Linked DNA regions of Homo sapiens: all the other regions are linked to region 7. The links are chromatin contacts, found by Hi-C or POLR2A ChIA-PET in ENCODE. All regions are on one chromosome and are shown on one strand. The core of a region is the stretch at or near the end of the contact, and the rest is flanking DNA. Distances in the headings are between cores, read along the strand shown. Region 1 overlaps RFTN1 (raftlin, lipid raft linker 1). Region 2 holds the start of OXNAD1 (oxidoreductase NAD binding domain containing 1). Region 3 has its middle 230 kb from the start of MIR4791. Region 4 has its middle 110 kb from the start of GALNT15. Region 5 holds the start of KCNH8 (potassium voltage-gated channel subfamily H member 8). Region 6 holds the start of RFTN1 (raftlin, lipid raft linker 1). Region 7 holds the start of TBC1D5 (TBC1 domain family member 5).

What was found. Hi-C counts contacts between places; a loop is a spot of excess contacts on that map. ChIA-PET counts read pairs that join two places held with the same protein, here RNA polymerase II (POLR2A). Pooled maps may share reads with other maps.
Region 1: a map with no recorded cell type shows a loop between it and region 7 (5-fold over the local background). The contact joins the enhancer-like site here to the promoter of TBC1D5 in region 7. A Hi-C loop is called at or near these places in 8 of 37 single-sample maps with no recorded cell type and 3 of 50 pooled maps.
Region 2: a map of B cell shows a loop between it and region 7 (19-fold over the local background). The contact joins the promoter of OXNAD1 here to the promoter of TBC1D5 in region 7. A Hi-C loop is called at or near these places in 6 of 168 maps with a recorded cell type or tissue (B cell, CD14-positive monocyte, CD8-positive, alpha-beta T cell and 2 more), 9 of 37 single-sample maps with no recorded cell type and 21 of 50 pooled maps. POLR2A ChIA-PET finds 5 or more read pairs at or near these places in 2 of 52 experiments (CD4-positive, alpha-beta T cell and HEK293).
Region 3: a pooled map shows a loop between it and region 7 (5-fold over the local background). The contact joins the enhancer-like site here to the promoter of TBC1D5 in region 7. A Hi-C loop is called at or near these places in 2 of 37 single-sample maps with no recorded cell type and 2 of 50 pooled maps.
Region 4: a loop to region 7 is called in a map of gastrocnemius medialis, with 10 times the contacts of the local background. The contact joins the enhancer-like site here to the promoter of TBC1D5 in region 7. A Hi-C loop is called at or near these places in 1 of 168 maps with a recorded cell type or tissue (gastrocnemius medialis).
Region 5: a loop to region 7 is called in a map of CD8-positive, alpha-beta T cell, with 6 times the contacts of the local background. The contact joins the promoter of KCNH8 here to the promoter of TBC1D5 in region 7. A Hi-C loop is called at or near these places in 1 of 168 maps with a recorded cell type or tissue (CD8-positive, alpha-beta T cell) and 7 of 50 pooled maps. POLR2A ChIA-PET finds 5 or more read pairs at or near these places in 1 of 52 experiments (PC-9).
Region 6: a loop to region 7 is called in a map of CD8-positive, alpha-beta T cell, with 6 times the contacts of the local background. The contact joins the promoter of RFTN1 here to the promoter of TBC1D5 in region 7. A Hi-C loop is called at or near these places in 4 of 168 maps with a recorded cell type or tissue (CD8-positive, alpha-beta T cell, GM12878 and naive thymus-derived CD4-positive, alpha-beta T cell), 25 of 37 single-sample maps with no recorded cell type and 15 of 50 pooled maps. POLR2A ChIA-PET finds 5 or more read pairs at or near these places in 1 of 52 experiments (activated T-cell).

What each region holds. Positions count from the first base shown.
Region 1 is chr3:16,432,197-16,435,659 of GRCh38, forward strand. It overlaps RFTN1 (raftlin, lipid raft linker 1), which reads right to left. Exons shown (of 10, transcript NM_015150.2): 3 at 1,655-1,841. Among named protein-coding and RNA genes, the nearest start is that of RFTN1, 80 kb to the right of the region's middle. RefSeq lists a silencer at 1,529-1,658. Within about 2 kb of position 1,631, at least 3 of the 41 ENCODE cell types and tissues checked have a DNase peak (open chromatin) inside an H3K27ac peak, as active enhancers do.
Region 2 is chr3:16,263,273-16,266,568 of GRCh38, forward strand. OXNAD1 (oxidoreductase NAD binding domain containing 1) reads left to right here and starts at 1,940. Exons shown (of 9, transcript NM_138381.5): 1 at 1,940-2,233. DPH3 (diphthamide biosynthesis 3) reads right to left here and starts at 1,671. Exons shown (of 3, transcript NM_206831.3): 1 at 1,497-1,671; 2 at 883-957. The coding sequence starts at 1,604. RefSeq lists an enhancer at 1,503-1,812.
Region 3 is chr3:19,538,467-19,541,556 of GRCh38, forward strand. No RefSeq gene overlaps it. Among named protein-coding and RNA genes, the nearest start is that of MIR4791, 230 kb to the left of the region's middle. RefSeq lists an enhancer at 2,238-2,347 and a silencer at 2,961-3,090. Within about 2 kb of position 1,470, at least 3 of the 41 ENCODE cell types and tissues checked have a DNase peak (open chromatin) inside an H3K27ac peak, as active enhancers do.
Region 4 is chr3:16,059,000-16,062,605 of GRCh38, forward strand. No RefSeq gene overlaps it. Among named protein-coding and RNA genes, the nearest start is that of GALNT15, 110 kb to the right of the region's middle. RefSeq lists an enhancer at 652-1,851. Within about 2 kb of position 1,457, at least 19 of the 41 ENCODE cell types and tissues checked have a DNase peak (open chromatin) inside an H3K27ac peak, as active enhancers do; they include gastrocnemius medialis, where a contact is called at or near this core.
Region 5 is chr3:19,146,644-19,149,917 of GRCh38, forward strand. KCNH8 (potassium voltage-gated channel subfamily H member 8) reads left to right here and starts at 1,867. Exons shown (of 16, transcript NM_144633.3): 1 at 1,867-2,152. The coding sequence starts at 2,077. RefSeq lists enhancers at 122-715, 716-1,309 and a silencer at 257-428.
Region 6 is chr3:16,512,390-16,515,499 of GRCh38, forward strand. RFTN1 (raftlin, lipid raft linker 1) reads right to left here and starts at 1,310. Exons shown (of 10, transcript NM_015150.2): 1 at 1,053-1,310. RefSeq lists enhancers at 1-159, 710-789 and silencers at 1,080-1,439, 1,470-1,539, 2,693-2,868.
Region 7 is chr3:17,740,733-17,744,152 of GRCh38, forward strand. It overlaps TBC1D5 (TBC1 domain family member 5), which reads right to left and starts at 1,899. Exons shown (of 23, transcript NM_001349074.2): 1 at 1,749-1,899. It overlaps LOC105376975 (a long non-coding RNA gene), which reads left to right and starts at 2,212. Exons shown (of 2, transcript NR_135536.1): 1 at 2,212-2,386. RefSeq lists silencers at 1,386-1,585, 1,816-2,125 and enhancers at 1,585-2,288, 2,246-2,315.

The DNA of each region.
Region 1 (3,463 bases), core at 381-2,880, 1.3 Mb before region 7:
AATGATCAACAGCCAATCAACCTAAAGGAACCAATAATGGACTGGGCGTGGTGGCTCACACCTCTAATCCCAGCACTTTGAGAGGCCTATGTGGGAAACTCTCTTGAGCCCAGAAGTTCCAGACCAGTCTAGGCAACATGGCGAAACCCGGTCTCTACCCAAAATAAAAAAATTAGCCAGGCATGGTGGCGTGCACCTGTAGTCCCAGTTACCTGGGAGGCTGAGGTGGGAGGATGGCTTAAGCCTGAGAGGCAAAGGTTGCAGTGAGCTGAGATCATGCCACTGTGCTCCAGCCTGGGTGACAGAGTGAGACCCCATCTCAAGGAAATAAAAAAGAAAAGAAAAGAAACCAATATGCAGCCAGGCTCAGTGGCTCACACCCATAATCCCAGTGGTTTGGGAGGCCAAGGTGGGAGGATCGCTTGAGGCCAGGATTTCAAGATCAGCCTAGGCAACATAGCGAGACCTTGTTTCTACAGAAAAAAAAAAGAGAGAGAGAGAGAAAGACAAACTAATACACATAAAAGGCAGACACTGAGAAAAGTCTTGCCCTACCAAAACATGTGTGAATTCTGGGTTCGAGCAAAAACATGCACCACCTTTCACTTTGAATTCTAATGTGTGTTGACGTAATGTGTGTTGATGTAGAGTAAGAGCCCCAGAGCTTGATCAACCATGAAGAAATAAAGGAAAGGAAAGGAAAGAGGAGTCAGTCTTAGACACGCAACCTCATGCCTCACAGCTGTCCCTTATGAGCACACCAGCCAAATGCTTTGTCTACCTGCAAAGTGACTTTAAAAGGAGAGAACAAGGAGGAGCTGCTCTGTACTCCCTTTTTAAAATGTGGCACATGCTGTCATTCCTTCTATGATAGTTGGCCAAAAGACAAATCTGATTTCCTTTCCCAGACTTCATTTTAATTTTTATTTTTATGAAAGCAGGAAAAACATACTGCTCTCTCCATCCCATCCTCACTGTTTTTTTTTTTTAAAAAAATTAATATTGTTCCTTTTGAAAGACTAACCCCACTTCTCTTTTCTTAATTAGGCTCAACTGAAATATAGGCATAAGCATTCAACTGGGCAAGCCAAACTGAAAAACATCCCCAAGCCCTGAAAATCTAAATCAAGACCAAACCAATTATAGCATTTTATTTAGGTGGTGTTTATTTTTTGTATTTTTTTAACTGTCAAGTGATTGACAGAATTTATGGTAGGCGCAAAATGTTAAAGTATTTCTAGACTTTGCGGGAAGACATTAAGTTTGTCTATAGCCTCTAAACAAAATTATTTGTTTTCCAGTCATGCCTTTCAGTTTAAAAGTATTGCACTTTTACTAGCCACATCATTCTGGGCATATGCTTCTTCTGAGGAGACATTTTTCTAGCTGAGTTTAATCCAGTGAGTTAAAAGAGGGAAAGAATGTAAAATGGAACTCTCTACTTGCAGTTGGACATGCATTTGTTTTTCATCGCAGGATGCTAGGAAAGAAACCTCTCTGGTTGTCTAACTGTTTGCCTCACCTGTCTGAGGGCTGAGGCCCTGAGGACAGCATGCAAATTTCAACCCCCAACCCCATCCTCTCACTTCCCCTCCTCTATTGAGCATAACTTAGCCGCAACAGGATGCTACCCATTCACCCGTGGAGGCCTTACCTGTCGGTTTTCTTGATCAGGATGGCTCTAAAGATGTGCTCCAGGGGCGTCTTCTCCCGCTCATGGGTGGGCTGCACGAAGGGGTGCAGGGCCGCCAGCGAGAAGCCCTGCTGGTACAGCTCCAGGAGCTGGGCGGGCAGGTCACGCAGGGAGGCCAGCCTCACTGCTGAGGACCCAGGGAGCTCCGCTGGAGTGGAGAGAGGAGAGGCTCATCAAAGACCCATCACAACGCCCACTCAGCCCTGCCCAAACCCCTCTTCCCTTGCCCTCGGGGAGGATCCTCTAGGTCACTGCTAAAATGAGTTTGTCCCAGTTTTTACTGTCTTCAAACAGACTTTATAAGCAGCCTGTCGTTTTCCAAATCACCCAAAGGCATTAATAATTGGATGTCGGCCAGGCGTGATGGCTCAGGCCTATAATCCCAGCACTCTGAGAGGCCGAGGCAGATGGATCGCTTGAGCCGAGAAGTTTGAGACCAGCCTGGGCAACATAGTAAAACTCGGTCTCTCTTAAACAAACAAACAAACAAACAAACAAACAAACAAAAACAAAAAAACCCCCTCAAAATTAGCCAGTGCTTGTGGTCCTGGCTACTCAGGAGGCTGAGGTGGGAAGATCGCTTGAGCTGGAAATGGGGAGGTTTGCAGTGAGCCATGATAGGGCCACTGCACTCTAGCCTGGGCAACAGAGCAAGCCACTGTCTCAAAAATGAAATAAAATAAAATAATAATGGACTGTCTTAGATCTAGAGTCGTCTTATCAGTGATCACAATGAAAAAGTCATTTCCACCCTCTAAAAAAAAACACACAGAAATAAAGAAAGAAAGGAAGAAGGGAAGGGAAAAGAAGAAAAATACATTGAGCAAATATAAAAATACTAGGTGGCAAAAAGCAGCATAAACAAAGTCAAAAGACAAACTGGAACAAAATTTCTGTGACCCTTAAGACAAAGGGCTAATTTCCTTAAATTTGCAAAACACTCCCCACCCCAAAATAATTTTTAAACGGGAAAAATATATGAATAGGCAATTGCCTTAAAAGTGTAAAAGGCTAACCAATATTTGAAAACACACTTTAATTCAGCATTAGAATTACACAAATAAAAACCAGGAATATTTTCACCTATTGAATTATTTTAAAATTTGGATTTTTAATTTATTTATTTTTGAGAAGGGCAAACAACGTTCAAAAGTCAAAAGGTACAAATGTGTATTCAGTGAAAAGTCTACATCCTAGCCCTATCCTCTACCTCCTACATTTATTTCCTTAGAGGAAATCAGTATTATCTTTTTGTGTGTATATGCATTAACAATCAAAGAATTCATACAAAAGTGAACAGGTCTATATATTTCCCTCCTCTTCTACACAAATGTCAGCATAACATTACACACCTAGCTTTTTAGAATCAATTTTTATCAATTAACAGTATACTTTTCGGCCAGGGGCAGTGGCTCACGCCTGTTATCCCCGCACTTTGGGAGGCCAAGGTAGGCGGATCACTTGAGGTCAGGAGTTTGAGACCAGCCTGGCCAACATGATGAAACCCCATCTCTGCTAAAAATATAAAAAATTAGTCCGGTGTGGTGGTGCATGCCTGTAATCCCAGCTACTCGGGAGGCTGAGGCGGAAGAATCTCTTGAACCTGGGAGGCGAAGGTTGCAGTGAGCCGAGATTGCGCCACTGCACTCCAGCCTGGGCAACAAGAGCTAAACTCCGTCTCAAAAAGCAAAAAAACAAAACAAAACAGTATACTTTTCTTAAGAGACCATTTCATAGCAGTACACAGAGTGCTTTCTCATTCTTTTCTAC
Region 2 (3,296 bases), core at 690-3,189, 1.5 Mb before region 7:
GACTCTCTTACCTCATACCCTCATATGTACATGGCTCACTCCCTCACCTCCTTCAAATCTTTACCTATTAAGGCCTTTCTCAGTAAGGCCTGCCATGATCACCCTATGGAAAACTGCAACTTCCTCCCAGACCAGCACTCCTGATCTTCCTTACCGTTTGCTTTCTGTTGCAGAGCACATTTTAATACAAGAATGAATCATTATATTTCTAAATTATAGTCTAAATTATAGCCCGCTTCTCTCATGAGGCTCTGTGCCTCATCCCCACTTTCCCTATATTCATTTTGGACTTCATCCTTGAGAGTGTTAAGGTCCTTACCTAAGATTCCATTCCAAGTACTGAACAAAACTTTGGGTAGGAGTGGGCAGTAATAACATTTTTTTTTTCTATTGTCAACATCCTTGGGTGAAAGATAATAGGGCAACTAAAGACTAAAATGAAATTGTAAAGCTGCACCTAGGAATTATATCTCAAACAAGATAATGCAGAATTCTGTGTATAAGCCAGCACGAAATACCATACAATTGTTCCCTTCAAAGTAAGTCTAGCAGCTCTAAACAATTTTAATTACATATTAAATAGAAGAGAAATATAAAAAATTGTCCACTAAAATAATCTATATACTTTCTATTTAATAAATAATAATTTTCACTAAAGCTAGATTTATCTCTAAAGCTAAAATAAATTACGTAATCTGAACTTTAAACGTTTTAATTTACTATTCGGCTGTTTATCAATGGTGTTTAAAACCTGCCTAAAAAAATACCGCACTTTACCTAGCACAATGAAACATTCTCCTGCACTCATCACTGACAAGCTGATCTAAGTCCTTGCCACTGACTTACAATACCCTTCCCCCGTTTTAAAATTATATCCCTTACTTTGTCATAAATCACTTTTATAATGAGAGAGCAGCTAGGACACGTTGCCACGTCTTCCCCATTCTCCAAATCTTCCTACAACGAAATCAAATACCATGTGGTCAGGATAGCTTCTCTTCGCCATCTCCTCCCCCAAACCTATCCCACCCCTAGATGCAAGTCTCTTGGTGGCTTGCCTTCCCCCCAAGGTGGGTGAGAACCCCAGGGCCTTCAGCGAGAAATGCCGACATCATTTTCCCCTAGAAGCGTCACTTAGGGGAAACACCTAGGAAGGTCAGGCGAGCTTCGGTCGCCCCAAAAGCCCTGGGAAACAAAAAACGAGTCCCCTCCTCGACAGAAATATCCCAGGTTGGGACCCTAAGGCAGGGATCGGGCAGAGAGACAGAGGCTCTCCGCCACCCTCTCCCTGACCTAATCTAAGGCCAGAACTGCGTGCCTACCGAGAGAGCTCAGGGCATTAGTTGGGGTGGGGGGACGCGGGAGGAGGAAGATTCAGCAACGGGAAAGAGGGCGTGGGTGACACAGCGCAGCAAAGGCTACCCAATGATGGAAGGAACGGGCGGAACCAAACTGCGCTTGCTTGGGTGAACCGCCGGGCGGGACCCTGAAGTTACCTTGGTGATGGAGAAGTTATCTCCACATGGGCAGGGATAGAAATACGTCTCCGAGTCCTCGTCATATTGGAAGTCCTCGATTTCCACCTCGTCATGAAACACTGCCATGGTCAGCGGGGGTGGCCGAAGGGGTAACGCCCCAGCAGTCCGAGGCCAGCTCCGAGGGTTTAACTTCGCCGGAACCGGCCTGGGCTCGGCATCATCAGGTCGCGCCGGGCAAGGACTAGCCCTTCCGGCGCATAGGCAATGACGCAACTCCGCCCTGCGCGGCCAAATGGATAACCGGTAGCGGTCACCATGGAGATGGCTGAACTAGGGGCGGAGACACTGGGAAGACTGAAAGCTTGCTCAGCGGGGTCGCGCACCGCTCCTCCTATTGGGCGGCAGCGACCAATAGAATGTGGGGCTCGCCCGCGCTGCTACGTCACGTCTGGGACCGCGGAGTATTCCAGGCGCCTGCAACTAAACGTGGCCGGGTCTGCAAGCTAGGTGCCAGCGGGGAAAGTTTCCCTGCTTCTTATCGTCTGCTTTAACGCCTTAAATAGCCCGCTGAAGGCTGCAGCAGGTGCTAGGTAGCAGCCTCCCGGCCCTCGGGAAAGGCGGGGTGGGGAGGCGAGAGCAGCTTAGCCTCCTCGACCTCCCTTCCTGGTGACGGACGAACAGTTCCCGTAGAATTTCGCTTCACCGAGTGACCTTGAGCCCAGGGCGACGGTCAGCTTGTTAATTCCTGGCTGCAGGTACATTCCGCTTCTTCCTCACCCCAGACGCCTTAAAATACCCTAAATTGTGTTGCTGAAAGGACCAAGCCCTGGAAGGCAGGGATTGAGTTCTAGTCTTCTGTTTGCCAGGCTTATAACATTATTAACGACGATGATTTTTAGTAATAGTAATAACATCACCTTTTATTATTGGGAAGTTATGTGCCAGCTATTGCACTAAGTGGAATTGTCAACTCTAGGAGTTTACATGTTATTCCATTTTATTAATCTTTAAACTGAGGTACAGAGAGTTGGGCATCTTGACTAAAATCATACACCTGGGAAATAATGAAGAGCTTGTCTGTCTCCAAAGCCCAGGAACAAATTACTTATGTGAGTACCAGTTTTTTCGTTGTGAAAGAAATGGTGTCAGTAGGCAGGTTTATCAGTGTGAGGCCTATGTATGCCTTGAAGCGAAATGCAGATAAAAGGCATTTTTGTCTTGAAAGCAGTGCTAGTGCCTGTTTTGGTAAAACCGATTACATTGGGTCTTACTTAATTACTAGGCATTTTAATATCTTAGTAGAGAAGAAATGCATTGTAGTGAAAAAGCACTTTCGAGAGAAGATCTGGGATCGGAATCTTGAGTTGTTGATTACCTCTGGCAACTGGATATTTACATTCTTTGGGCCTTATTTCCTCTTCTAAGAAAGGATTGGAGTAGAGATGATATAAGATCCTTTTTAGATGTAATGTTCCACTTTTGCACGGAAATTATGAGCTTTACTTGGTTCAGCAATGATATATAACATTTAGTTTACATTTACGTAACACATATACATAATATATCCCTGTGCACTTTTGAAGAAAACATTACAATGACTACTAAACTTTACATTTATTCCTAAAAGGGCGGATCACGAGGTCAGGAATACGAGACCAGCCTGACCAACATGATGAAGCCCCGTCTTTACTAAAAAATACACAAATTAGCCAGGTGTGGTGGTGTGCCTGTAATCCCAGCCACTCAGGAGGCTGAGGCAGGAGAATCTCTTGAACCTGGAAGGCAGAGATTGCAGTGAGCTGAGATCACGCCACTGCA
Region 3 (3,090 bases), core at 220-2,719, 1.8 Mb after region 7:
AACAGCCTGCACCAAATAGTTCTTGCTAAAGCTACTTATTCTCATGGCATATATAGCTCATTTTCTAAGGTCATCTTTTTAAGACATTGCTTTTATGTCTTCTTTTTTAAGTATATAGTACTTCAAATGTAGTCTTCTCTTAGATACCATCATCACCGAAAATAGAGCTTGGGTACAAGTGCAGGCATAGGCTCTATTAAGGGCTCTTCCAAAAGGCTTTCCTTTGCCTATTTATTTCACTTTATAGAAAGGCAAATGGTCCAAATAAATATTAAGCTGAGAAAGGAGCAGAAGTTTTGGAAGAACACAAAGGAGTGTTTGCCTCCAACCATTTTTTTCTTGCTCTGTGATATGGACAAGTTATTTAAGACATCTGAGCCTCAATTCCTTCATCTAAAACTTGAAGAATAAAATATATCCAATTTTCAGAGTCTTCGTGAGAATTAATGAAGTAATTTTTGTGAAGGCACACTACCCGACGTACAATAAACGCTAAACAAATGTCAGTTTATCTTCCTGACCTTTCATCCCCTGGTTCCTTTCCTATTTCCCCCTCCTCCCCTCATCTCCTTCTTACCTCTCCTTCCTGATTTTTTCACCTTTCCTTGCCCCCCCTCTCCTCTTCCCCAACTTCTTCCTGGCTCTCCCTTTATCTCCAGCCTCCTCCCACTTACATCCTCTCCATTCTCTCTTTCCCGCTCCCTCCTCTCCCCTTGGCCCTTCCTCATGCTTCCTCCTTTTCCCTCTCACTCAGTGTTCCAGGCCACCTTCTGGAAAATGAGTCCTCTCTTTGACATTTTCTCTGCTTAGGTCACAAAGTAGCTTTCATAATATGTCCCCTACAGTCTATTCATCACAGTGTTAACAATCAAGTCAACATTTACCTTTTTAAAAAAAGTTGTTGAAGAGCCACCAGGGCAGAAAAACATGCTGTTTCTGCCCCCAGCCACCTTATCCCCAACCCGTGTGGCTTCTAATATGTCTATCTGAATTTCAGTGAAGTTTTATTTTGAACTCTTTAATTACAGAAAGATACAGGAAGTTTATTCACTAACACAAATATATTCTACAAACACATACCATTTTTCCCCATAAAGTTTTTCTATAGAGATTTGCTGTTGCTTTAGAAATCACACACATATATGTCACAACCACCATCCCTGGCCACAGAAGACCTGAGCACTATCAGCCAGAAGCCTCAGAGCTTTCTCTGTGGCAAATGTTGTTGCCCTCTTACCCACAGTTCCTCTGGCTAGAAGCAGAGCTTATGAAATGTCTGCCACTTCACACAGATGCCTTCAAAGCTTCCCTTAGTAGCCCACCGTGTGAGTAGGTCTCATCAGAGGGAATAAGCTAAATGTTACTCCCTGCAGCTTGTGTCCTGAAAGAACCTATTCCTTGAGTTGTGTCATTCACCAAGCCCTGAATAAACAGTATAAAAGACATGAGGACAGCACAGTGAGGCAGAGATAGACCAGCACTTACATACCTGTCATTGCAGGTAATTAAATAAGCTGTTCATTCCAGAAAAAAAACAGCTGGTGGGAAAATGTGTCCAAAGGGCAAAACTATGCCTTCTTAAGCTATTTCCTTTTAACTTGGGTTTTTCCTTTATGGAGATAAGAAGCTGGAAATGGGATGGAATTTGACGCTGAAGCTAAGCTTCTGGGTTTTTTTTCACAGTTGGCTTGATAAAAATAGAACATACATATGTGATATATTTGAGTACAACAAAGAATAAAATAAGAGGAAGTGAGACTTAAAAGTGTGTCTGTGCTTTTTATTTTTGTAAAGAACTAATATACTAAGTTGAAGGGACCACTTTCATTTAAGAATTTCCTCCAGGGTAAAGAGTACCCTTTTGCTTTGGCACTTTTACTTGCCATGGTAATTTTTTTTAACCAGTGCTGACTCTGAACTTTATGCTACTCCTGTAGCTTTATTCTTCACTATGGTTTATTTGTCCTGAGAGAGAATTATTTCTGAACTCTGCATGGGGGTCAGTATTAAATGCTAATAAGGAAGGGGCTCAAACTCAGCCACATCTTTTGGGGAACACAGAGCCCTCTGGGTAGCTGCAGCCACATGGCCAACACTCAGCATCTTTGGGGCCCCTTGCTATGATTGGCAGTGATGTCCAGAAGCCCTCAGATGGAAACACAGATTTCCGAAAGTTGCCATGATAACTTATTGACCAAAATGAGTCATAAGAGTTCCTCCTGCTATAATCAGACAACCTGTGGAACCAAATCTAATTGTCAACTCTGGCTTCCAGTACCCCAAAGGTATTTGAGCCCTGGGCCTAGATCACTTAGCATATCTCTTGTTAACTTACACAAAAACCACGTCTACAGAAAAGGGGTAAAGAAGACAACATTTCTCACACTTGGTTCGCAGGGTGTGGTTTGCGGGACAACAGCAGCAGCTTCATCTGGAAGCTTGTTAAAAATGCAAAATCCTGGACCCCCATCTCAGAGCAGTGAATCAGAATCTACATTTTGACAAGATTCTCAGGTAATTTGTGCACATGTTAAAGGCTTAGAAATACCTGAACAAGGCCGGGTGCGGTGGCTCACACCTGTAATCCCAGCACTTTGGGAGGCTGAGGTGGGTGTATCACGAGGTCAAGAGATGGAGACCATCCTGGCTAACATGCTGAAACCCCGTCTCTACTAAAAATACAAAAATTAACCACGCATGGTGGCGGGCGCCTGTAGTCCCAGCTACTTGGGAGGCTGAGTCAGGAGAATCGCTTAAACCCAGGAGGCAGAGATTGCAGTGAGCAGAGATCACGCCACTGCACTCCAGCCTGGAGACAGGGCAAGACTCTGTCTGAAAAAAAAAAGAAAGAAAGAAAGAAAAAAGAAAAGAAAAAGAAAAAAAGAAATACCCAAACACTGGTTCTTGACTCTGGCTACCCATTAGAATTACCTATGTTGCTTTTAAAAAACAGATTCCTGGCTCTAACCACAAAGAGTTTGATTTAGTTTGTGTGGGTAGCACACATACAGAATCAGAAACTCTGGGGGTAGGGCCCAGCAACCTGTGGTGCTTCTGATACCAGCTAAAGTTCGAGAACTACTGCTCTAG
Region 4 (3,606 bases), core at 207-2,706, 1.7 Mb before region 7:
AAAAAGTACAGATGAAGGGCTGCCCAGTATGACCACTATCATGCTAGAATTTGTCTGCCTCTTACTATCTTTGTGGTCTTCTCTGTGCCTTAGCTTTTCATCTATGAAATAGGAATAATGAAAGTAACTACTTCATCAGGCTGTTCAGAGGATTGAATGAGTTGGTGTGTGTCAAGTGCTGGGAAGAGTGTCTGGCACATTGTAAGCAGTGTATGCGTGTTAGCTTAGTGGTGCCTCTAGAAGGGAGCACCATACTTAACTATCTGCCTGGTATTTCTGACTCCACCACTGTGATGGTTTTGTATTGTGTCAACTTAGCTACTAGAACTACATTTCCCAGAATTCCTTCCCCTGTATGGTCTAGATTAGGAGTGCCATGTGAGGAATCTGCGTGAGATTTGGAAGGTGAATGTGGAGCATCAGCCATCACTGTCTGGAGGTCGGTGTCGGACACAAGGGGCTGCTGCAGTCTTCACTCATCACGGACCTACACAGGGCAGCAGCTGGGCCTGCACCTCCTCTCCTCCTTCTGGACCTCCTCCTGTAGCTGCTCTGGCCAGGAGTGTGTGTCACTCCATGATGGAGGATCCCAGCTTGCGGGTCACCGATGTGGTTGAGATTGAGATGGTAGAAGACAGATATGACTTGCAGTTGGTCCCTGTGGATTTCAGTTGGTCCTTATGGATTCCTCTTTGTCTTCACAGATTTTCGTTTTCCTTGCTTTTTTGCACTTCATGCCCAGCTTTCCATCCAAACAGCCTGGCCTGCTGACCCATAGCAACTTCAGGATTGGCCCACCAAATGCAGAGGGAACAGCCTTGCACAGACATCTCCACCAGCTCCCATCATGACTCCAGGTCCAATCTCTATTGCAAATCTGTGTTTTTCTACATCATTCATCGTGGTCATGCTTCCTTGATTGAACCTTGCCTGATACATCCCCCACCACATTGCTCTGTGAGTTGGATATAAGACAGTGGTACCACTGAAAGCTCAAGGTTCTTTTTAACACATTTTGCATTTACTATAACTCTAAGCATTTTGGCTCCCAACTGCCACCCTTTGCCTTCTCTCTATTTCCCCAGAACTTCTCTGTGGGAGGACTTTGAGCAATAAGGAAAGAGTATTGACTGCTGAAATTCCACAGAAAAAATATCCAATTTCTTTCTTCAGCACAGTGATGGGTGGGGTTAACCACAGATTTGTCATCAGATTTTAAAATCAAAGCAGTAAGATTTTCCTAAAAATAAATGAAAAAGAAAAAGAATTCTATTTACCTCAATATTGCTATTTTCACAATTTCCTAGAACAAGTTGTACGGAGTAATACAAATGCTAAGAAGGTGGGTCCAAATGAAATACAGAATTCATAATAAGAGGATGTTGTTACTCAGAAGAAGGACAACCCAGTGTGCTTTGAGATGGTATTGCAGCAATGAAAACAAGCTCAATGTCCATGTCAGATAAACAATTGTCGTCACAGCTCTGGAAGTTTGGGAAGTGACTCATCTTCAGGAATGGGCAGTGAGTGAAGACAACTGTTTACCTCAGCCCTTTGGTGGTTGACACAAACATTCTTTTCTTCCCCTGTGACTTGGCCACTGGGAGATGCTGTTGCAGCCACGTGCATCGGCACCCCAGCTTCCACCACATAGATGCTCACCTCTCCTGCCCCGTGATGCCTTACACTCTCTGCCCTCAGGTTCTTACTGTCCTTAGGGGTGGAAAATCTCTAAAATCAGTGGATTTCCTGGTAAATGGGGGAGAAAATAATTCAGGAAGCCTCTCCTTGCAAGGAGGGACCATTGTTAGGAACTTTTGGTCTGAGATGCTATGGCTGAGTCCAGGGGGGCAACAAAGAACAGACCAGTTCCAAACTCGATCAGCTAGCAAAAAAAAAAAAAAAGAAAAAAAAGAAAGGGACTAAAGGGGGTGTAGAGACTCTGGTGGAGGCAGGGCAGAGCCAAAATCAGGGAGAGGATCCTCCCCTGTCAGTGGGAGGTAGTGATTGCTGGAGTCAGGGCCACAGCAAGGTCAGGGATGGAGGAATGGAGAATTCATGCAGGAGAAGCTTGGCTGGAGCTGCAGTGAATCAGAGGGTGCATCACCAGCAGGGCTCTGGCTAGCTGCACTGTTGTCTTTTTCTGCTTTATCTGAGTTGTTTCATTACCAGGACCCAGAATTTCTACTGCTATAGCCATAGAGGGCTGACTGCTCAGGAAGCAGGGTGGCAGTGGAGGCATGTCATCCAGAGAAGTGCACATCCTTGCACCAGGACACATGAACAACAATGTTCACAGTGGCATTGCTCATAATAGCTCCAAATGAGAAACTAACCAAACGACATCAACGTCAGAATGGATCAAGAAATGGTGGTATATTTATAAGTAAACTGCAGCTGTTTATACAGTGGAATACTATATTCATTTCCTAGGGCTGCCATAACAAATTAGTACAAACTGTGTGGCTTAAAATAACAGGAATTTATCATTTCACAATTGAGGAGGCTAGAAGTGTAAAATCAAGGTATCAGGAGGGTTGGTTCCTTCTGGAGGTTCTCGGGGAGAATCTGCTCCATGCCTGTCTCCCAGCTTCTGGTCTTTGCCTGCAATCCTTGGCATTCCCTGGCTTGTAGCTGTCATCACTCCCATCTCTGCCCCCATCTTCACATGGTACTCTCCCTGTTTCTCTCAATGTCTTCACATGAACATCTTATAAAGACAACAGTCATCAGATTAAGGGCCCCCCAATCCGGTATGAATCATTTTAACTGATTACATCTGCAAAGGTCCTGTTTCCAAATGAGGTCACTTTCTGAGGTTCTATGTGGATGTGAACTTTTTGGGGGACACAATTCAATGAGTGCAAATACTATACAGCCATGAAAATGAATGAACTACGGCTGCATGCAACATGGCTGAAACACAGACAAAATATTCAGGAAAAAAAGTTACACACAAAAGAGTATGCACTGTGGTGTTACACTGTAAAACTCAAAGTTAGGAAAAGTTAAACCATAGTGCTTAGGAATGCATAGTTTGGTGATATATAGGATATATGTATCATATTATAATGAAAAACAAGTAAATGATTCCCATAAAAGTCAGGATATTGGTTACTTTTAGAAGGGAAAGGAGTATGAGAGGGGGTTCCTGGGATGCTGGAATGTTCTCTTTTTTGACATGGCTGGTGGTTGCAAGACTGTTTTTTGATATTCCATGAAGCAGTTTTATTTTCTGTATGCCTGCTGTTTTTCACAATAGAGCATGGGGGTGTCAGAACTGGAACCTGCTGTTCCAGGTTCTGGCACCAGCTGCTGGGTCTTGGGTAAGTTGCCTCCCTGGACCTCGGTTTTCTCATCTATAAAATGAGATGGTTGGAGATGATGCCCTCCAAGCTCATTAAAATATAACTCATTTAATTCTCCAGGCATTTCTCGAGGAGAGGAGACCCCCAACATTATGTTTACAAAAAAGGAAACTCTTGAGAGAGGCTCCATAGCATTAGAGTTAGACTTTGAAACCAGAACTTAGAGTTGAGTCTTAGCTCTGCCTTCTTTCTAGAAGGGGCCATGGACAGATTACTTTAACATTCTGGGCTGCAGTTT
Region 5 (3,274 bases), core at 617-3,116, 1.4 Mb after region 7:
GCAACAGCCTGAATTTTCTGGGACACGATGCGCCACCCAAACAACAGGGACTCCCTCATCTTTTTCTCCCCAGCTCCGCCCAAGACTGAGCCACATAGCCACCTGCAGTTGCGATCGGCTCGCCGCGTGGGGGACTCCACCCGCGTGAGCTCGGTTTCCGAAAAGCGAAGCTGGGGTGGGACACAAGGATTGAGGGGAGGACAGGGACGGACCTGCGGCAGAAGCAGGGTGCAGCTGGGCGAGGAACCCCACGTTGGTAGCTTCTCTTCTGGGATGGCCGCCCCGCGCCGCCCACTCCGGAATCCTGTCCCCTCCCCGGCGCGCCCCCGCCCAGCTAGCCTAGAGCCTCTGCCGGATCTTCTCGAATTTCAACACAAAGGGAATCCTCGGCCGCAGGAAGTGCATCACGAGAAAGGGGGCCTGGGGGCGGGGAGAGGGGGATGCCGCTTCTCTCTCTTCTCCCCCTCCCTCCCGGAGCCCAAGGCAGACGTGACGAAACCCGCGGGGTCCCCCCCGAAGCCCCAACAGCCGAGATAATTGAAACAAGAAACCCCCTTAGTAAGGGGGCGGGGGGTGGGCCCTCCCTCCCTCCTCCCGCCACGCCCGAGTTCCTGGAGATCAGAGCTGCCTCGCCGCGGCTCTGACACCTGTTTGCTTTTTCCCTCCTTTCCTTCCGGGTGCACTAGCACCTGGGCTTACGTTTGTTTTTCTACCCTGGGGCTCTCAACTTCCCTTCCACACTCCACCTCCCTTGCAGAGTTTTCTATAAAGTTCGGGCTCTGGGTGTCCCCTTGCACTCCCCACAGGGCTGTGCCGCAGGCTTGGGCGACTTTCCCCGCAGAACGTTGGCCGAGAGGGAGTCCCCGCGGGGGGGGCCAGGGGGGAGGACTGGGAGAGACCACTTTCGTTTTCTGAGACGCCTTCAGTTCCTGGCCGTCCGCCAGGCTTTCTTCTTGGAGGTGTCAGTCTTCGGGAGTGGGGGCTGGGGAAAGGGGGGCAGGCTAGGGGATTTGTGTTTGAAGCTATTTTTGGAAGGCAGCCTTACTGTTTTTACTTACGTGGTATTTTGCAAATTAATAAAAATAGCAAACTTTTCTAGAAATGCTTTATTCACATTTTACCGGAGAATGGGAAACCATCCATTGTCCGTTCAAAAGGCTATTTTTTTAAAGTTTGGGATGGCTTGGGGAGGCCAATGGCAATTTGGGGAGAAGGGCTGAAGCACCCCTTTTTGGAGCTCGGGGCCAGTTTCCCGGACTAAAAGACCCTGGTGACTGGGGATGGGCCTCACAACTAACTCGGGCTGCCCTGCCCCTGTCGCGTGGGCTCGCAATGGCAAGTGCTCCGGAAGGGGGCCGCCTCCCCGTGGGGCTCCTGGCTGCCTCTGCTCCCTTGGACACCACTGGGGGGCCTCCCCCTCCTAAGTTCTAGGTTGAGGCCGGATACCTGCCCCGACCTGTCTCCTCCCTTTCTCCAATACCACACCCACGGGACTCCAGTCTCCCCGGGAGTGGGACGGAGAGGGAACAAAGGGGTCTTTGTTCACTGGCTCCCGGGGCGTGGGAGTTGCGCTCGCTCTCCTTTCCCGGCGTCCCGTGGAGACCGGGAGGCTCAGCGCCTCTCCCAGCTCTCAGCGCCGCCCTCCCAGACCCCAGAGACGTCGGTCAGGGCGCGGCGCCCCGGGCCACTGCGGGCTCTTTCCGGGCGGGCGACGTGGGGGGCGAGGCACCGCGCGGCGGCGCCTGGCGGGCACTGTTGCCCGCGGAGGGACGGTGGGGGGGTTTCAGCAGCTGGCGGGGGTGGAGGGGGCGGGAGAGGGAGCCTGCGCCGGGCTGAGCCTGGAGGTGCGGGGCGGGCTCGGGGAGCGCTCTTGGGGCTCCTCCTGCCACAGCCGGGGCGGCTGGAACTCTCTCCCTTTCTCCCTCCATCCTTCCACTTCCCCTGCTCGGCCCCGCCGTCAGGCCGGGTCCCCCTTCCCTGCCGTCATCAGGTTCCCCTTCTCCCTTCTTGGCACTTTCCTTTCGAACCATCCTTCTGGACAAACTTTGATGGAGAATTTCACACCACGCTGGAAAAATGCCGGTTATGAAAGGATTACTGGCGCCGCAAAACACCTTCCTGGACACCATCGCCACCCGTTTTGACGGAACACGTAAGTCTTACACTTGAACGAGTGGTATGGCATTTTCTGAGACTGATTTTTCTCGTACACATTACTTTTGCTCCCACCTTCCCTTTTGCACCAGCGGAGTGAATTTTCTTCTGTTCTTGCCAAGGTATCTTTTGTGCGGAGAAATTTGTTCCCTCATGGTTTGGTGTAGTATTAACACTTTGTATTGGTGTAATAGTTGGCTCTCTTGAGTTCTTGGGTTTGTTAAGGACTGAAACGCAGCCTGAGGAAAGACCGACGCCCGTATTCACTGTGGGACCTGCATTTTGGTGTATCTTTAGGGAATTGGTTGTAATTTTCTGAGGTGAAAAGGGGAATATCGGTGTACCTAATCTTTCTAGAGTTTCAAGGCTCCCTAGATCAAAAGGAGAGCTTGGAGTGTTCTTTCTTGGAGCTTCATTCCGTGATATATTTCGGATAGGTATGATTTTCTATCTGAGTTTAAGAAATGCAGGATTGCCAAGTGTAAGCTTTCTGTAGAATTTTAAGTGTTGTGAGTTTGTCAGAACCTTGATTCCTGCTTTTGAGCTAGAATAGCGTATCTTTTAATCCTTAAATGAGCCTAACACTCAAGCAGAGGCTGTTCAGGAAGAAGGACATGAATAAAGACGATTTGATGATAAGAGAAAGTTTTTAGTTTTTTTTTTTTGAGTACGAATATTATTGGACATTTAGCTCATTTAAGCTACAGTAGGAAAAAAAATAGATAGGATGTTGTGTGGTTGCTAGCAGACGGTTCGTTATCATCTGCAAGTTGTTCTCTTTCAGGACCACGGTCAGGTCCCCACTCCTTCTCAGGCTTTTCAAGCTCTCTACTTGACCCTGTGGATCTTCCTAGCTGGCTTTAACCCTGTAATTAGGAGTCTGTACTACCACCCCTAACAAATGCTCTCAGTTGGTTTCACTACGAATATCCTCATCTTCTTTCTAGCTTATCTTGCTTCTGTGCACTGTCTTCCATTTTTCTGTTGAGACTCAGAGAAACTCATTTATCCTAAAGTCCTTCTTAGTGGTTCAAGTGTCATTGCTTTTACTCTGTATATTTCTTGGAGCTGATATGGGAGAGCAATACTAATTTCATTTCCACTCCAGTAGTCTAAATAC
Region 6 (3,110 bases), core at 60-2,559, 1.2 Mb before region 7:
TGACCACTGACAGAGATTGAGCCAGACTTTTTTTTTAAAAAAGTACTTCTTGTTTGTTTGTTTTAAGCCCCCGAAGAAACTCACTGACACCACCCAGCGTCCCTAGGGATCACCCATAACCACACAGGGCAGCTGAGGGCAAGCACAGAGTCACAGACAGACAGCAGGGAGCGTGCCTGGTTCTACAACCTTGGCCTCCACGCGGTTCTTGCTGCCAAAGGCAGCGACACCGGAGGTGAAGGGCACCAGCCCTGGCCTAGGACTGGGGTGCGCGTGCCTGACAACGGGGCTTCCCGAAATACACAACCACCTCCTCCTCGCCCAGACCCATATCCATCCTGGCGTCCCTTGAGTCTAGAGAAGTGGGTTAAGACAAGGGAAGAAAATCCCTTACAGAAGAGGAGATCCCCGTTTTCAGTGCTGGGGACTCTCGGCACCCGCGTCCCTGTGCTTCTGGTGGTTCCGGCGCTTCCTCGGAGCGCGCGGCATGTCTGCTCCTACACGTCCAGCACCTCTGTCCCCAGAGCAAACCCACCTCCCAGGGCACACGCAGAGGGGCAGTCAGGCACCGCCTCCACCCTGCCCCACCCAGGCCGCGCGCACCCCGGAAACCTGGACTCCGCGACCAGCTCCCTCCTGTTCTTTTCCGAGGACCCCAGCGGCAGTGTGTCCTGGACCCACCTGTAGCCTCCAAGCTCCCCCACCTCTGCGTCCTTCCTAGGCGCTTCTGAGCCTGCAGAGCCTACGACCCCCAACAGGCTGCTCCGAAGTGCCTCTCCCTACATCGCTCCAGGAATGACTCCCCTACACCCGTTCCCCGCAAAAAAAAGTTGGCCCAAGATCCAGGCGTCCCAAGGATCAGCCCAGGTCCCCATCCGACGCGGGCCAGGGGGTGCTGCTCTGGCAGCTCCGGAGCCCCGGCAAAGAGCAACCTGCAGGGAGGCGCCACGCGCGGTTCCCACTACCCGCCAGAGACCCGGTCCATGGGGCCAAACGGAGGGGCCTGTGCCGGTCGACACCCCAAGCCCTGTCGCGCCCCCCCCGCCGCCTACCGTATGGGACCGGCGGAGGAGAAGGCGCGGTCGCGGGCTCCCTGAGGCAGCGTGTTCCGTCCCGGGAGGAAAGTTTGTGCCATACAGAGGAGGCGGCGCGGGGAGGACTTGGGCGCCGGTGGGTGGAGGCGTGGGCGGTGGCGCCGCGTGGTCGTGTGTCTGTCCCTCCGGCGATCGGTGCGTCTGTCCCTCGCCGGAGCCCGCGGCCGCCGCGCTCTCGCTCGCTGCGCCCAGCGCCCGGCGCGCTCCGGCTCCAGCCCCGACGCGCCCCCGCCGCCGCCGCCGCGCGTCCGCCGGCTACACTTCCTCTTCCTCTGAACTCATGTGCAAAATATGCTACGCTGCATCTTCAGGGAAAGCCTCGCGGCCCCTGACAGCAGCCGCTGGAGCGGTGGGCCCGCCCAGCTCTCCCCGCGCCCCCTCGGAGTTCCGCCCGGTCACCTCCACGCGGCCGAGCTGCAAGCGACCCTGGCAGCCTCAGAACCCAGGGGTCAGGGGCTCATCGATCCTCCCTCCCAGCCCCTCCTAATCAAGGTTGTGTGCTGTCAGGAAGAGCGCCTGGGAGACAAGGATCCTTCAAGATTTGAGCCAGGATGCTGAAAGGGCGACTGCCATCAAGGTGCTGATGGCTGGGGGTGGGGTTGGGGCCGACTTGAGAGAGGACCATTTCTCGACCCCATTCCACAGGTGGGAGCATCCCTAAACATCTCAGGTGCTGCTGAAATTCTCTCTTGCGAGTTAGTGCTTCAGGGAAGGGTAATGCCACTGTCTCCGTTGCCATCCCTTGGTCTACCTACTTAAGATGTCCAGAGGTTTGAGAAGATCTGGAGAATCACCTTGCGTGGCAACTTGAGGCACCCAGGGAGAAAATTATATAAAGAGTGAAGCACTAGTAAACCAGGCTGCATTAGTAAAGTGAAGATGTGAGGCAAGGAGCCATTAGAAAATATTTTCTTCGTAAAACTAAACCAAGCAGAATTACAGTGTAGGGGTTAAGAGGGGGAACTTTAAAGTCAAATAATCAGGGTTGGATTCCTGGCTTTAGTACTTACTGGCTGTGTGACTTTGGGTAAGTGACTTAACTGCTCTGCGCCTATTTGTCACATGGCACTTCTTCGTGGGTTATTATATGTAAAGTGTTTAGCAACCACTCTATAACTTAGCTATTATCATTATTTTAAGGGGGCTAGAACAAGAAGGGTGAGATAATTTAATTAATTATCTCCATTTTCTAATTGGGCAAAGAAGACCCTGTGTGGGCAAAGTTAAGCACTGGAGCACACAGGGTGGAGGGCTGGTTTAGGGGCCCAGCAGTGTTTCGATGAGGTCCTTCTGGCACTAATAACACTCCTCCAGCAAGTAAGGAAGCACTATTTTGTTTTCAGGGACTCTTCCTGTTACCACAGCTTCTCAGAGATTTTCTTCCTTATTTTCTCTTTCCATAGCCTTTCTAGTTCTGTTTTGCTCCCCCTCCCTCACCACTGTTTTGTTTTTATTTGTTTTTCTCCTTTCCCTTTCCACCCCACCTTTTCCTGGTGTCACACTCACCACCACTATCCCCAGTGTCCCCCATTTCCCCCCTACACTTGAGCTTGCCACATGAAAGAAAATAAGACCAGGTGACCACGTAAGTCCAGGTTCAGACAGTAGTGCGCAGGGACATTTGCTCAGGGGCATCACCAGAGGTTGTGAACACCCATTTATGAAGCCAAAGGGAGGGGTCTTCATGCTATCTATCTGCCCGAGGCCTTGAATTGCTGCAAGTCAGGGTCCATCCAAAATCTTTCTGATCCTTTGCTGGTCACTAGGCCACAGAAAGAAAATAAAATTGATAGGTGTTAACCGGTAGGCATTTAAAAGAAGATAAAGGAAAAAGGAGGGTGGGGGTGGGGGAATGCAGCATAACCTAGTTGCAGTGTGCTTGATTTCTTTTAAGCAAATCATTTTCACTCTATAAAACTTTTGCACACCGTTGTGTTTTTTGTGCTTTTTTTTTTTAAGACACCAGTGCTTGAGGTTAATATGCTATTCTGATTGCTTCCATTTTCTTCCACTCAA
Region 7 (3,420 bases), core at 649-3,148:
CACACTCAATACTTCCTCCAATAAAAGAAATTTTCATCTCAGCTGTACACTCAGAGACCAGGATTTTTTTCGCCTATATGTTGATAAAACCCAATGACGCATAGCTGAGCAAGTCTTTCACCTAACAGCACACCAAGCTTCTAATGGAAAATTCACAGACCAGGTGATGCAGTCACCATACAGCATACAGACACAATATTTGCACTCTTCCTATCCCCTCCCCTGGAATCCAGACTCAGCCTGCTCACTCTGAAAGCTTTCTCAGTTCATCCTGCCATTTGCCCCTTCTCCCAAGCCACCTCTACACCCGGGGGTGAGTTATTAAAAAGAACATGTTTATTGATAAATACAACACTTTATTTATTTGCACACAAGTTATCCACTTCCTTGCTACTCAAAGATAGTCCCTTGTCCAGCTGCACATGTTATCAGAAATGTACAATATCAAAATGCACCATAGGCCTACTGAACCAGAAAATGCATTTTTAATAAGAGCCCCAAGTGATTCCCACCCACATTAAGGTTTGAGTGTTCTGTGATACTGCAGATAGCTGTAAAAATTAAAAATGCTCAAGTTTACAAATGAATTCAGAGATATGGTATGAAAAGTACCAAGACACGGAATCAGAAAAGCCCAAAGAGAAAAACCAATATATAAATGAATTTCTTTGCCACCGATAGCAAAGGCTCATTTTTCAACAATACCTATTTATTGCTTCCTGCTTTAAGTATTTTGTGCAAGAGCACAACACTTATAAAGGTTTACAAAAGAATTACCGGGTCTAGAAATTCCAGGCAACCTGGTCCAAACGTGTGAAACCTGCATGTTAAAATCTTAGGATTTTGTCCAATTCAGAGTTGACAAATGAACTCTTTCCAGAAAGTTATTATTCGAAAAAAACCTACAGGATGTTAACTTTAAACACAGATTATAATTCCTGTAACTAAAACGAGTAACTGGTATCGAACAAATTCTAGGTCACTTGTAGAATCGAATCTTGTAGTGAAGGTCTGTGTGTTTTTCCAGGAAAAGTCGGGGTGGGGAGCGGGATTTGCCCTCCCTGCGAATTTTTTTTTTTTTTTTTTTTTTTTTTTTTTTGCTCTTATCCTGAAAGACCTCCGTTTCTTACGTGTGAATAAACTTAAGTCGTACTAAATCCAGGTCACGGTTCCCTTCCTCAAAAGTGAAGTCAAGGCTTCTCTCTTCTAAAGACTATTAAGGTTTGAGGATTCAGGGCCCGTTTCGCTTCCGGCTAGGGAAGGAAGCGTGCTTCCCGGGGCCCAAATGAACATGGAAATTTACTAAGTAGGAAGTTGAGCACTAGTCCAGCCGCCAGGCCCTGCCTTTACTGCAGTTGGCCTTCCAGTCTAGACCCCGACCTCCTGGGGCAGGGAAAGCAGGCAGACTGCAAGCAGCCACCCCGCCCAGCTCGCCCTGCCCGCCCTGCCCGCCAGGGAGCTGAAGGGTCCACCCCTCCCGCCATCCACCCCCGACGCCGACTCCGAGGCGCACAAACGGGGGGCGGTGCGGCAACCCGTCCGCCGTGGCGGCGGCACCCTCAGGCCCTCCCGTGAGAAGGCGGCGGCGGCTGCGGCTGCAGCAGCGGCGCGAAGGGGGGCGAAACCTGTCCTGAGGCTGAGTGGGAGGCCGGGGCGGGAACGACTGCATGTGGGGCTGCACTGGAGGAAGGCGGAGGCGTTCAGAGGGCTTGGGCTTTTTTACGATCATCATCATTATTTTATTTTACCTGTGGCGCAGAAGGGCTCCCCAGCTCCTATTCCCTGAATCCTCCTCCTCCTCCCCTCCTCTTTCTCTCTCTCTCCCTCAGTCTGCAGGGCGCTCGCGGAAGCGGCCGGGCCCGGCCCGACCTGAAAGAGAACAGGGCGGGAGGGGGTGGCGGCGGTGACCAGCGGCCACGTGACCACGCTCGCGCCGTAACGGCGGCCGCCTCCCGCCGCGCGCCCTCCCCGCGCTCCACCTCTAATAACCTCGCGGCCCGCGCGCCTGGGAAGCTCGTGCGCAGGCGCCCGCACGGGACCTGAAGTCTGCGCGCGAGCGCAACGCGCTCGCTCTCGGGTCCGGGTTTCTGGGGCCCGCGAGGCGCGAGAAGCGAGTAGGTGGGGAGTGAGCCGCGGGCAGAGCTCTCCTTGGCTGAGCCGGCAGGCTGCTGAGCGCATGCGCCTGAGGGCTTTTACCCCTCCCTTCTCTCCCTGCTTCCAACCGGCGCGCGGCTGGAGGCTGGGAACCAGCTCCTGGGTCTTAGTCAGAGGTTCACATCCACCAACTATCTTCCCAGGGTTGGACTGAGAAGGGGAGCAGAGGGTCCCAGGGACTCTCCTGAGATCCTGGCTCTCCTGCCAAGGAATTTACATTTCCTTGTCACAGGTAAATGGCCTTCCATGCCACATTTTTCTGTGGCTGAGTAGGCTTCTAACTCAGCTCATCTGTCACTTTCTCCGTGAAACTTACCCCTGCCTACTTTAGAGGAGTCACTAGCACTTTGTGCAGACCTACCTTGTAGTACAACCCATAGAAAGATAAAGGTTAGGAGTTATTTTTTCACAAGCCCACAATACTAGACTGTGGTTTCTATCTTTATCTCATAAACTTGGACAGGGTCTTCAGTGTTGTAGTATCTCCCTAAACGTCTGATGACTATCAGAACACAGGGAATGTCTAAAACTTTTATCGTTGCCCTTGGTCTCTGCATAATCATGATTTAAGATCCCCTTTAACCCAAGCACGTGGGAAGGTGGTGTTTGTTTCCCCAGTATGAAAGCCTTTAAATCATAATGTTAATTAGAGTGGTAAATGCTTCACTTAGTAAAAGAGATTTATGGTATTTTATTAGCTTATCTTCACAAAGAGCTCCAACGAAAATTGATACTGTTTAGTCCAGAAAAGGAAACCAAGTCAGAGAAAGGTCAGATTTCTGAAGGTTATCTAGCTTCAGAGGAAGATGCCTGTGTGGGAGACCTTTGTGGACAAACACCCCACTTCACACAGAGATCCCTCTTTTTCTGTTGCCCCTCTTTCTGTTGCAGAAACTGAACAGGTTAAGTTAGTGCCTGTGGCCAGATTTAATCCGGCCAGATTTATTTATTTATCAAATAAATAAAATGTAAAAACTCCCTAATTGGGAGTTCTGGCTAGACCAGTCATCATCACTGTTAGACTGGTGAATACTGAGATGATAGTCAAGAAATGGGGCTAGCAACAAAATGACAGAAAATCCTGGGATGAATGTATATGAAGAAATAGGATTAACAGAGGCTTCTGAGAAACTAGGAAAATGACAACCCTCAAGATTCCATTCTCAAATGTTTACAAAGCTGTTGGACTCTTTTCTGCATTTACCACTGTATACACCCACAGACTGATCCCACCTCATAGTTTCAGCTACCACACAGGTTATGCTA